2 separate regions of the Homo sapiens genome follow, and region 1 is linked to region 2. A link is an interaction called in ENCODE POLR2A ChIA-PET data of the cell type or tissue named here. Cell type or tissue: Panc1. All regions are shown on one strand. Each heading gives the region's core, and the rest is flanking DNA. Links, peaks and the distances in the headings are about the cores only.

Region 1 (5,382 bases), core at 187-5,186, 52 kb before region 2:
GTGGTCCTCCCACCTCAGCCTCCTGAGTAGCTGGGACCACAAGCGTGCACCACACCCAACTAATTGTTTTATTTTTTGTAGAGATGGGCTTTTGCCGTGTTGCCCAGGCTGGTCTTCAACTCCTGAGCTCAAGTGATCCACCTGCTTCAGACTCCCAAAGTGCTGGGATTACAGGTGTGAGCCATTGCGCCTCGCTAGACCTTATTCTTGAATGAAGTGAAACAAAAAACTTTTTAATGCCTTGGGGGTTTTTTTTGTTCTTTTTTTGTTTTTTTGTTTTTTGTTTTTGTTTTTGTTTTTTTGAGATGGAGTTTCGCTCTTCTTGCCCAGGCTGGAGTGCAGGTTGCTCACCGTAACCTCCGCCTCCTGGGTTCAAGCAATTCTCCTGCCTCAGCCTCCTGAGTAGCTGGGATTACAGGCATGTGCCACCACACCCAGCTAATTTTGTATTTTTAGTAGAGATGGGGTTTCTCCATGTTGATCAGGCTGGTCTCGAACTGTCGACCTCAGGTGATCCACCCAGCACCCAAAGTCCTGGGATTACACGCATAAGTCACCACGGCTGGCCTTTTTTTTTTTTTTTTTTTTTTTTTTAATTAAAAAAAGACAGGGTCTCGCTCTGTCACCCAGGCTGGAATGCAGTGGTGTAATCATATCTTACTACAGCCTCGATCTCCCAGGGCCAAGCGATAGCCCTGCTTTAGCCTCCTGAATAGCTGGGACTACAGGTATAAGCCACCATGCCCAGCTAATTTTAAAAAACATTTGTAGAGATTACATCCTGCTATGTTGCCCAGGCTGGTCTTGAGTTCCTGGTCTCAAGCCATTTTCCCATCTTGGCCTCCCAAAGTGCTGAGTTTACAGGCGTCAGCCACTCTGCCCAGCCTTTTTAATGCCTTTCTGAAACGCCCAGCAGGTCTCAGGCAGGTTGAGAGGGAATTCCACTTATCTGTAATTTCCCCAGAATCCAGAACACAGCCAGCTGGACTACAAGCTCCATGAGAGCAAGAGGCCCCTTGGGTTGGTCATTGTGGATTCCTAGCACCTGACAGAACTCCAAGAATAAAGCAAATAAAAAATGCATTTATGTGAGAGTGCTTCCTACTTCAGATTTTGAATCATCCCAACTCATCTCTTCAAATTTGAGATTGAGATCAAGCCACGTGACCAATGGCAGAGAGAGATGTGCTGTCATGCGAGCTGGCATGTCCTCTGCAGGGAATCAGCCATCTTATTCCATTTTGTTTCCAACATGTTTTTTTTTTCTTTCCTTTCATATTGCAGATGTACTTATCAAGTAAACTGTTTTATAATTGAAACCAAACACAAATGAAATGTCAACCCCAAACCCACTGGGATTGCTGGTGCTGGGTGTGTTCTTTTTTTTCTTTTTTCTTTTAAGATGGAGTTTTGCTCTTGTTGCCCAGGCTAGAGTGCAATGGTGCGATCTCGGCTCACTGCAACTTCCGCCTCCTGGGTTCAAGTGATTCTCCTTCCTCAGCCTCCCAGGTAGCTGGGATTACAGGCATATGCCACTACGCCTGGCTAATTTTGTATTTTTAGTAGAGATGGGATTTCACCATGTTGGTCAGGCTGGTCTCGAACTCCTGACCTCAGGTGATCCATCTGCCTTGGCCTCCCAAAGTGCTGGGATTACAGGCATGAGCCACTGCGCCCGGCTCTTTTTTTTCTTTTTTGAGACAGGGTCTTCCTCTGCCACCCAGGCCAGAGTGTAATGGCACAGTCATAACTAACTGCAGCCATAACTAACTGGGCTCAAGCAATCCTCCCCACTCAGCCTCCCAAGCAGCTGGGACTACAGGCACACACCACTGCGCTCTGCTGATTTTTAAATTTTTCACAGAGACAGAATCTAAGTTGTCCAGGCTGGTCTTGAACTCCTTGCCTCAGCCTCCCAAAGTGCTGGAGTTACAGGTATGAGCCACCATTCCCAGGCTGGGTGTGTTCTAAGAGAAGCTCTGAGGCCACGTGTGGTGGCACATGCCTGTAATCCCAGCACTTTGGGAGGCCAAGACGGGTAGATCACATGAGGTCAGGAGTTTGAGACCAGCCTGGCCAACATGGTGAAACCCTGTTTCTATTAAAACTACAAAAATTGTCCAGGTGCGGTGGCTCACGCCTATAATCCCAGCACTTTGGGAGGTCAAGGCGGGTGGATCATGAGGTCAGGAGTTCGAGACCAGCCTGGCCAACATGGTGAAACCCTGTCTCTACTAAAAATACACAAATTAGCAGGGCATGGTGGCAGGCGCCTGTAATCCCAGCTATTCGGGAGGCTGAGACAGGAGAATTGCTTGAACCCGGGAAGTGGAGGTTGCTGTGAGCTGAAATTGTGCCACTGCACTCTAGCCTGGGCAACAGGGCAAGACTCTGTCTCAAAAAAAAAATTAGCTGGGTATGGTGGTACACACCTGTAATCCCCAGCTACTGAGGAGACTGAGAACTTGTTTTTTTTTAGAAGTGCTAAAAATAATTTTTTAAGAAGTTCTGAAACAAGTTTTCCTTCCATTCCAAGCCCACTACAAGGAGGATCAAGTCATCATTTAATTATTACCTAATCAGTCAAAGGCATCAGTGACGCTTTATCAATCTTTTTTTTTTACTTTTGTCATTAGGAAGCAACTTACTGCATTAAAATGAGAGTCTCAGAAAGGTCGGTATATTATAGCATTGACCGACCATGGTGGAACTTAAAATGAGAGGCATTTTAGAAAATGTTTTCTTAGATTATTCATCTTCTTTGTTTGATAGTAGTATGATTAAGAAGAGCAGATAATTTAAAACTAGCCATTGAAGAAAATGTTTTCACATATACCCTGCATTTTATTCTTTTTTAATTTTTTTATTTTTGTTATTATTATACTTTAAGTTCTAGGGTACATGTGCACAAAGTGCAGGTTTGTTACATATGTATACATGTGCCATGTTGGTGTGCTGCACCCATTAACTCATCATTTACATTAGGTGTATCTCCTAATGCTATCCCTCCCCCCTCCCCCCACCCCACAACGGGCCCCAGTGTGTGATGTTCCCCATCCTGTGTCCAAGTGTTCTCATTGTTCAATTCCCACTTATGAGTGAGAACAACACCCTGCATTTTATTCTTGCAGCAGTTGTGGTAGTCGTTGAGTCCAGCTCTTGAGTATGAAGCAGGGGTGTGGTCACCTGGTTGAAGCCACAGAACCTAGAAAGCAGGAAGCCAGGAGTTGTCTACAGGTCCTCTAAGTCGACATCTGGTTTGCTTTCCTGCCCCCTCAGCTGCCTTCAGGTTTAGAATTTAATCATTTCTGCATAACTTCAAAAGATTGTCATTGGTGAAAATAATGACCCAACATGTAGTACTGGTGCATCTTAGTGTAATCTCTGCTCCTTCTAACAGCCTTTTTTTTTCTCTTTTTTCAAAACCTTTCTGTGAACAGATTTTGGAGTTTGACTTGAGGGGTATACCACTGGACTTTTCATCTTCCCTTGGGATTATTGTGAAAGATTTTGAGACAATTGGACAAAATAAGTAAGTTGTTTTCACCTGTTTTTCTCATTTTAGGTATTACTATCTCACTGTTGTTTATTTTGTTGAAGAGACACATCTTTAATAACGTATTATAATACTTCCAATATAAATGTGCTTTAATTCCATGCCCCGCTCCCTTCTAAGCCAATAGCAGATGTGGCTAATCCATCACAGCACTTTTTCCCAATGACTGCTTTTATTCCAAAAAAGCTGCAAACACCGAGCCACCTAGACTAGTTTATCAAACTTGGCACTTAGAGTGAAGCCTGTTCACATGCCTACAACTTCTTGGTCAACTGCACTTCCTACCTCTGGCAGTTTATCTGAACTGTAGTGATATTGGATACAACCCAAATCACTTCTTCTGATTATTTGTGGCCTATACATGTCTCATTCAAGTTTTACTTTCAGCCCCATTTCCATGTTAATGTCTCCTTCGCCTTTTAATCCCAACAGACCTAAACAGACCTTAATCCTTGCCTTACTGCCTCTTTCCTTTCACATGGGGAAGGGTCACGGTGGTGCCCGTGGTGACACTGAGGGTTGTCCTCTGAGTAAAATTGGGAGACTTCCCAAACAGGTTCCCGTGGGACAGAATGATCTTAGTATTAATAAATTCACCCTAGTCCTGGATCTGGACTTTGGCCTTGTAGACCCAGTCGTATGTTACCAATTCAAACTAACCAAGTTCACAAGAGACTAAAGGTTTTTTTCTTTTTTTTGACTCTGTCACCCAGGCTGGAGTGCAGTGGCACAATCTTGGCTCACTGCAACCTTCACCTCCCAGGTTCAAGCAATTCTCCTGCCTCAGCCTCCCAAGTAGCTGGAATTACAGGCGTGCACCACCACGCCCAGCTAACTTTTATATTTTTAGTAAAGACAGGGTTTCACCATGTTGGCTAGGCTGGTCTTGAACTCCTTACCTCAGGTGATCTACCCGCTTCAGCCTCCCAAAGGGCTGGAACTACAGGTGTGAGCTACCGTGCCCAGCTGATACTAATACTTAAAACCAGAATACCTGCTTATTTTCCTTCTGGTGGAAGTCAATTGCCTAGTGACAGGGCATTTCTACCCTCCAACCCATGAATTTTCCTTCAAGTCATACCACATGGGAAGCCAAATTACTTTGTATCCTCGATTTCAAGATGTTATTGTTTATAAAGTATACTATCAAATTAATAAATGGTTAGGGGCCAAAAAAAGCGTGATATTTAATGCCCCCATCAATTGTAAGAAGCATTTCAGTTTTTAGTAATGTTAGTACATTTAAAAATGTATGTCTTAGGCACATCTGATATAATCTGAAGGCTGCAGTGAGAGCAAAAATTTAGGATAAATTAGTTGAGGTAGGTGGTCACATGCTCTGATTGCTTGAGACAGTCCTGGTTTGCTGTCCTAGCACAGTGATTAATAATGCCCCTTTTGCAGTCAACGTGGCTGGGTTTGGACAGTAAATTATTATTATTTTTTGTTTTTGAGATGGAGTCTCACTCTGTCACCCAGGCTGGAGTGCAGTGGCGCAATCTCAGCTTACCGCAACCTCCGCCTCCTTAGTTCAAGTGATTCTTGTGCCTCAGCCTCCTGAACAGCTGGGATTGCAGGCATGCACCTCTCCACCTGGCTAATTTTTGTGGTTTTTGTTTGTTTGTTTGTTTTTTGAGATGGAGTCTTGCTCTGTCGCCCAGGCTGGAGTGCAGTGGCACGATCTCAGCTCACTGCAACCTCAGACTCCTAGGTTCGAGTGATTCTCCTGCCTCAGCCTCCTGAGTAGCTGGGACTACAGGCGTGTGCCACCATGCCTGGCTAATTTTTGTACTTTTAGTAGAGATGGGGTTTTACCATGTTGGTCA
Region 2 (5,382 bases), core at 196-5,195:
CATGATGACACTTGCTGAAGGCTGCTTGGGGCTTGTCTATTTCCAAAGTATAACAGTGAACAGAGCTCTCAAAGCAAGATGCCCTGAAGCTGCCATATCAGGGCCCTTCCCAGGGTTGTATCTGGATGGAAGCAAATCCACTGCCACAAAGGGAAGGGGTGTTGACCATGGCAAGAAGTCCACCATCTACCTCCACTTACTGGGGGCCCCAAAGCTCCATCTGCAAAGCCAATTATGGTAAATTCAGAGTGTGAAAGGAAAGCCAAACAAGGCAAGAGGTTCAGGGTGCTTCTATAAGTAGCTCTCACTGGAATGAAAGGACAAATACTTGGTTGGCTTCTTCCCAGCAATTCTACATGGAATAGGCTGCCTCTCCAAGAAAGGAGCACCAGTCACTAGAAGTCCTAGAGGATGATCTGGGTCAGGCAGACCTGTGTTCATACCCTGTCTGCCACCAAGTAGCCACATGTCCCAGAGGAACTCAATCTCTCTGATCCTTAGTTTCTTCATCTGTAAAATGGGATCATTGAGAAAATTAAATGAGATAGTATGTGTAAAGCACCTAGTACAGCACCTGGCACATTGAAGTGCCCAGTCAATGGTTATATTAATAGTAGCATTAGCTGGAGGAGAAGGAGGAGGAGGAGGAGAACTGGACAGGAAATTGGGCCAGGTGAATTTCTGTAGGATGACCAATGGTCCCACTTTGCCTGGGACTTTAGTGGTAAAACTGAGGATAACCCAGGCAAACTGGGTCATATTGGTCACTCTGCTTCTGTGGTCCCTTCCAGCCCTAAGACTAGCTCATTCATTCAATAGTGACTTACTGAGGGTCTTCCATGTGCCACACATCAGACAAGGCACTGGGGATACAGAGAGGATAAGACGGAAATGTTGGGTCTCAAGGAAATTTAAGTGTAATCAAGACATGATATTTAAATATAATGATGGCTTCTTTAAAGTGACTAGACTGATTTTAAAATCTACTTAGACTACTTTCGATTATTGTTTTCCCAGATTGATGTTGGATTTGTTTATGATGAACCTGGTAAGTAATGTTCTCCCCATCAATATGAAGTCTTAAATTCATTCCTTCTAACTCTGAAGATGATTCTAAGAATCAAGACAATTTGGGGGGGATCAAAGAATTAAAGTTAAAGGAATTTTTTAAAAAATATTTTCTTAATGAGGGAGAGGAGAGGATACTTAGTGGGAATAAATAACAGTAGCTTAGAAAAAATGTCTAATTTTTTATCTTAACATTCAAAATAGATGATTTCTATGTTTTGTGAGGATATTTTGATCTTATCAAAATTAAATTATAAAACTCGTTGGTACAACTTAGAGAGTCTTGTTTGAGTTACACGAGGACAGAATGGTGGGGGTGGGGTGTAGGGAGAGTACAAAACAGAAGACGTGAAAGTGGACACTCATCTGGGGAATTTGGTGTGTCGTGAAGAGGCTTCCAAGAAAATGCAGCTTATCTTATGGCAGAGGAATCACAGACTTATCAGTACCTTTTTAGCATGTCCATTTCCTTTTACTCCTTCTCTATTTTAGGCCATGCTGTCATGAGAAAGTGGCTTCTTCTCAATGACCCGGAAGATACCAGTTCAGGTTCTAAAGGTTATATGAAAGTCAGCATGTTTGTCCTGGGAACCGGAGATGAGCCTCCTGTGAGTCCCTACATTCTCTACTTTCTACACTTCTCACTAAAAAAGAAGGCCAAGAGTTAAGCATGTGGGCATGGGTAATTGTGAAATGGAGCACAGCTTCCCGTCAATACCCTCAGATTCCCCCTATTCTTCAGAAGCTGTTCTTTTCTTCATCATGGAATTATTGTTCTAGCTTACTTAAACTCTTATCTGATGTCTATGAGTGAGCATTTAATTGAGAATCGATGAATGTGTTTTTACAACGTCCTTGCCTCATTAGAAAGACTGCTTTTATCTAGAAAGCATGACCTACTTGCAGAATTAGGCATTGCTACCTAAATAGTTAGTGATTATTCTAGGAAACTGGGTGGCAAACTGCAGAATATAAGTGGCCAGAGAGAAGTTGAAGGGACATCAGGATCACACACACACACACACACACACACACACACACACACACGCACAGGCTCTTACTATTTGGTGCTCATAAAATGACAGAATGATACAAAAACATGAGCATTGATTTTGTGGAGCAGTTTTGAGGTTGAAGGAAAACTGGTGGCTGATGGCAGGCTGAACTCTTAAGCCCCAAACACAGGAAATCTTAATGGAAACGATTCTGAATGGTTTCATTTTATAAGCATTAATTTGGCTTTTTCCAAGTGCTGCTTTTCTGTATGTATAATTTAAATCATGTGCCCCTAATAGCCTGAGAGACGAGATCGTGATAATGACAGTGATGATGTGGAGAGTAATTTGTTACTCCCTGCTGGCATTGCCCTCCGGTGGGTGACCTTCTTGCTGAAAATCTACCGAGCTGAGGACATCCCCCAGAGTATGTACTGATTTAATCTTGCCCCAGAATTGTTGATTATGTGTGTGATGAAATGTGTTAAAAATCAAACTTTAATAGTGATTCGTGTCCCTATCGTATGTTTTTCTTCTGAAAGGGCTTCATGGGCTTATTTTCATTCATTCTGGCCCAGTTGAAAGCTACCTGAGCAGGCTCATGGCACAGCTAGTTGGTTGCTGATCATGTTCCTTGTTGAGTACCTGCCTTTGGCCCATTTGACTCTCTCTCTTGCTATTCTATATCTTCTCTTTATTCTAGAGGATGCTAAAGAGATATGAGCAGTCAGCACTTCCAACCCCTTTTATCCCAAATGAAAATGTGAACTGTTATTATCAAATCAAGGTGTTTGCTATCCAGCTATAAAAAAAAAATAGCAGAAATTAGCTGGGCATGGTGGCGGGTGCCTATAATCCCAGCTACCTGGGAGGCTGAGGCATGAGAATCACTTGAACCCAGGAGGCGGAGGTTGCCGTGAGCCACACCACTGCACTCCAGCCTGGGCAACAGAGTGAGACTCCATCTCAAAAAAAAAAAAAAAAAAAAAAACATGCTGAGCAAAGGGTAGTAATGTCCCAATGACTAGAAGTCTGCCACTATTGTATTATGAAATATATTCAGCAAGAGACTGGTTGCATTTAAGGGATCGCTTCTAGTGATTCCATTTATAGGAACTAGTGTGGTTATCCCTCTGTCACTGCTGATGGCCCAGCCTCCTATTTGCCTTGCTGGGCCTGTCTGGTTCCTGCTGGGCTCTGGGACATGGGACCCTTCTCCAAGTCCCCAGGAGGCTGCACTCACTATACAGGCCATGGATCTCTTCAGGATTTGCTGCTTTTCTTGGGAATCCTTTTCCTCTTTTAAGATCCTATGGTCTTAAAAGATAGTATTGTAGGGCCTCCCCATACCCACCTTTCTCTCAAAAATGTGTCAAATGGGCTGGAGGCAGTGGGTCATGCCTATAATCCCAGCACTTTGGAAGGCCAAGGTAGGAGCACTGCTTGAGGCCAAAAGTTCAAGACCAGCCTGGGCAACATAGCAAGACTACTGTCTCTATTTAAAAAAAAAAAAAAGAAGAAGAAGAAGAAGAAAGAAATACATAAAATAAGGTAAATTAAAATCCTGATCTCTATTTACTTTTTAGCTTAACTATAGATTGTAGTTGATTAAATATATTATTTGTGATTATGTCAAATTTTCTTGAATTTCTCTGAAACAGACTAGGACTATATCATTTTGACCTAGAGCACCTTTCTCCCAATTGAAAGCAGGCCTGAGTTTGAGAATCATCTTTTACTCTCACTGAATGAACTTTGTTGTATTTTTTTTCCTCCATAAAAGATCAAGTTTTTGTTTTATTTTATTTTATTTTGAGATAGAGCCTCACTCTGTCACCTAGGCTGGAGGCTGGCATATACTGGCTTGATCTTGGCTAACTGCAAGATTCAAGTGATTCTCATGCCTCAGCCTCCCAAGTGGCCGGGATTACAGGCATGTGCCACCACACCTGGCTAATTTTGTTTGTTTGTTTTGAGATGGAGTCTTGCTCTGTCACCAGGCTGGACTGCAGTGGTGTGATCTTGGCTCACTGCAATCTCCGCCTCCCAGGTTCAAGCAGTTCTCCTGCCTCAGCCTCCCGAGTAGCTGGGATTACAGGCGCGTGCCACCACACCCAGCTAATTTTTGTATTTTCAATAGAGAAGGGGTTTCACCATGTTGACCAGGATGGCCTTGCTCTTCTGACCTCATGATCCACCAGCCTTGGCCTCTCAAAGTCCTGGGATTACAGGCATGAGCCACTGCGCCTAGCCTGTTGCAACTATTTTGATGTATAAGAGAACTTTTAAAATTTTGCCAAATTTCTGGGAATTGAATTTAATTTCTGCTGTATAACTATTACCTTCCAGTGGATGATGCCTTCTCACAGACAGTAAAGGAAATATTTGGAGGCAATGCAGATAAGAAAAATCTCGTGGATCCTTTTGTAGAAGTTTCCTTTGCTGGAAAAAAGGTTTGTACATGATCTAAATGCAGATGCTGCTAGTAATAAATATCTAAAACTACTGTGCTTTCCTTGGAGTGAATTCCTGCTTACTCTTTGTTAAAATAGCCCCCTGATGAGCCAGGCACTCTGAGGGAACACAGATTATCTGAGTCTGAACACGCCAGACTTCTCCACAGGTTTATTTTGGAGTGGAAAGTATGCAGAACACAAATTAGAAAATTCAATCTTTTGAGAGATTAAAATAGGGAAGGCTACCACTGAATTTCTGGAATTGCTTTTCAGGTCCAAACGTTATCTTAACCTTAGGCAAGCTCTCTGGCCAGCCACACCCATCCCTGGTAAATGTTGTAGGACAGAGACCCCCCCCCAGTGCCCTGTTGCCCCTTCCTGTCATGTTTCTCACCTTCCATGCCCCAGTAAACTGTTGAAACCAGAGAATGGGTCAGGGAAGCCCCATCCCACTCCCCTGAAAATATCTGGGAGACTCTTGGTGTAGGGACAGCTATAACCACCACTTTTACCTACAGAGATGGTCAAAGATTGGAGAGTTGAGAGTTGGGTGAGATTCTACAGTAGAATAATAGCACATCATGGACAGTTATAGACAAAAAGAACTAGCATCTTTTATGTGTTCGAACCATATAATTATGAAAGCAAGATTCGGCAAACCACATACACATACACATATGACTGGTGCTTTTTTCTAAAAGATTCAGTGGGTGTGGTAGAAAAGCCTTCAGCTCTGGGGCAAAATGAGGCCTGAATTAAATTCAGGCTTTACCCCACTTCATAGGCAGGCAAATCGTTTACCCTCTGAGTTTCCATTTCCTGAACTATAAAGGGAGATAATAACAATCACAGGATTGTTGAGA

Evidence for each region. ChIA-PET counts read pairs that join two places held together with the same protein. Peaks named below come from ENCODE experiments on the same cell type or tissue, not always from the same donor. Only the 100,000 strongest peaks of a DNase experiment are listed, where the experiment ranks them.
Region 1: POLR2A ChIA-PET joins it to region 2 with 5 read pairs; 8 of 35 experiments call an interaction of 5 or more read pairs at or near these places.

Annotation. Positions count from the first base shown.
Region 1 is chr10:93,450,200-93,455,581 of GRCh38, reverse strand. MYOF (myoferlin) reads left to right here. Exons shown (of 54, transcript NM_013451.4): 3 at 3,441-3,532. Among named protein-coding and RNA genes, the nearest start is that of MYOF, 29 kb to the left of the region's middle. In Panc1, for the core only: no CTCF peak of the experiment used is centred there; no DNase peak of the experiment used is centred there; H3K27ac peaks cover 3,229 bases.
Region 2 is chr10:93,398,526-93,403,907 of GRCh38, reverse strand. MYOF (myoferlin) reads left to right here. Exons shown (of 54, transcript NM_013451.4): 10 at 1,018-1,048; 11 at 1,561-1,676; 12 at 2,364-2,490; 13 at 4,413-4,516. Among named protein-coding and RNA genes, the nearest start is that of MYOF, 81 kb to the left of the region's middle. In Panc1, for the core only: no CTCF peak of the experiment used is centred there; no DNase peak of the experiment used is centred there; H3K27ac peaks cover 532 bases.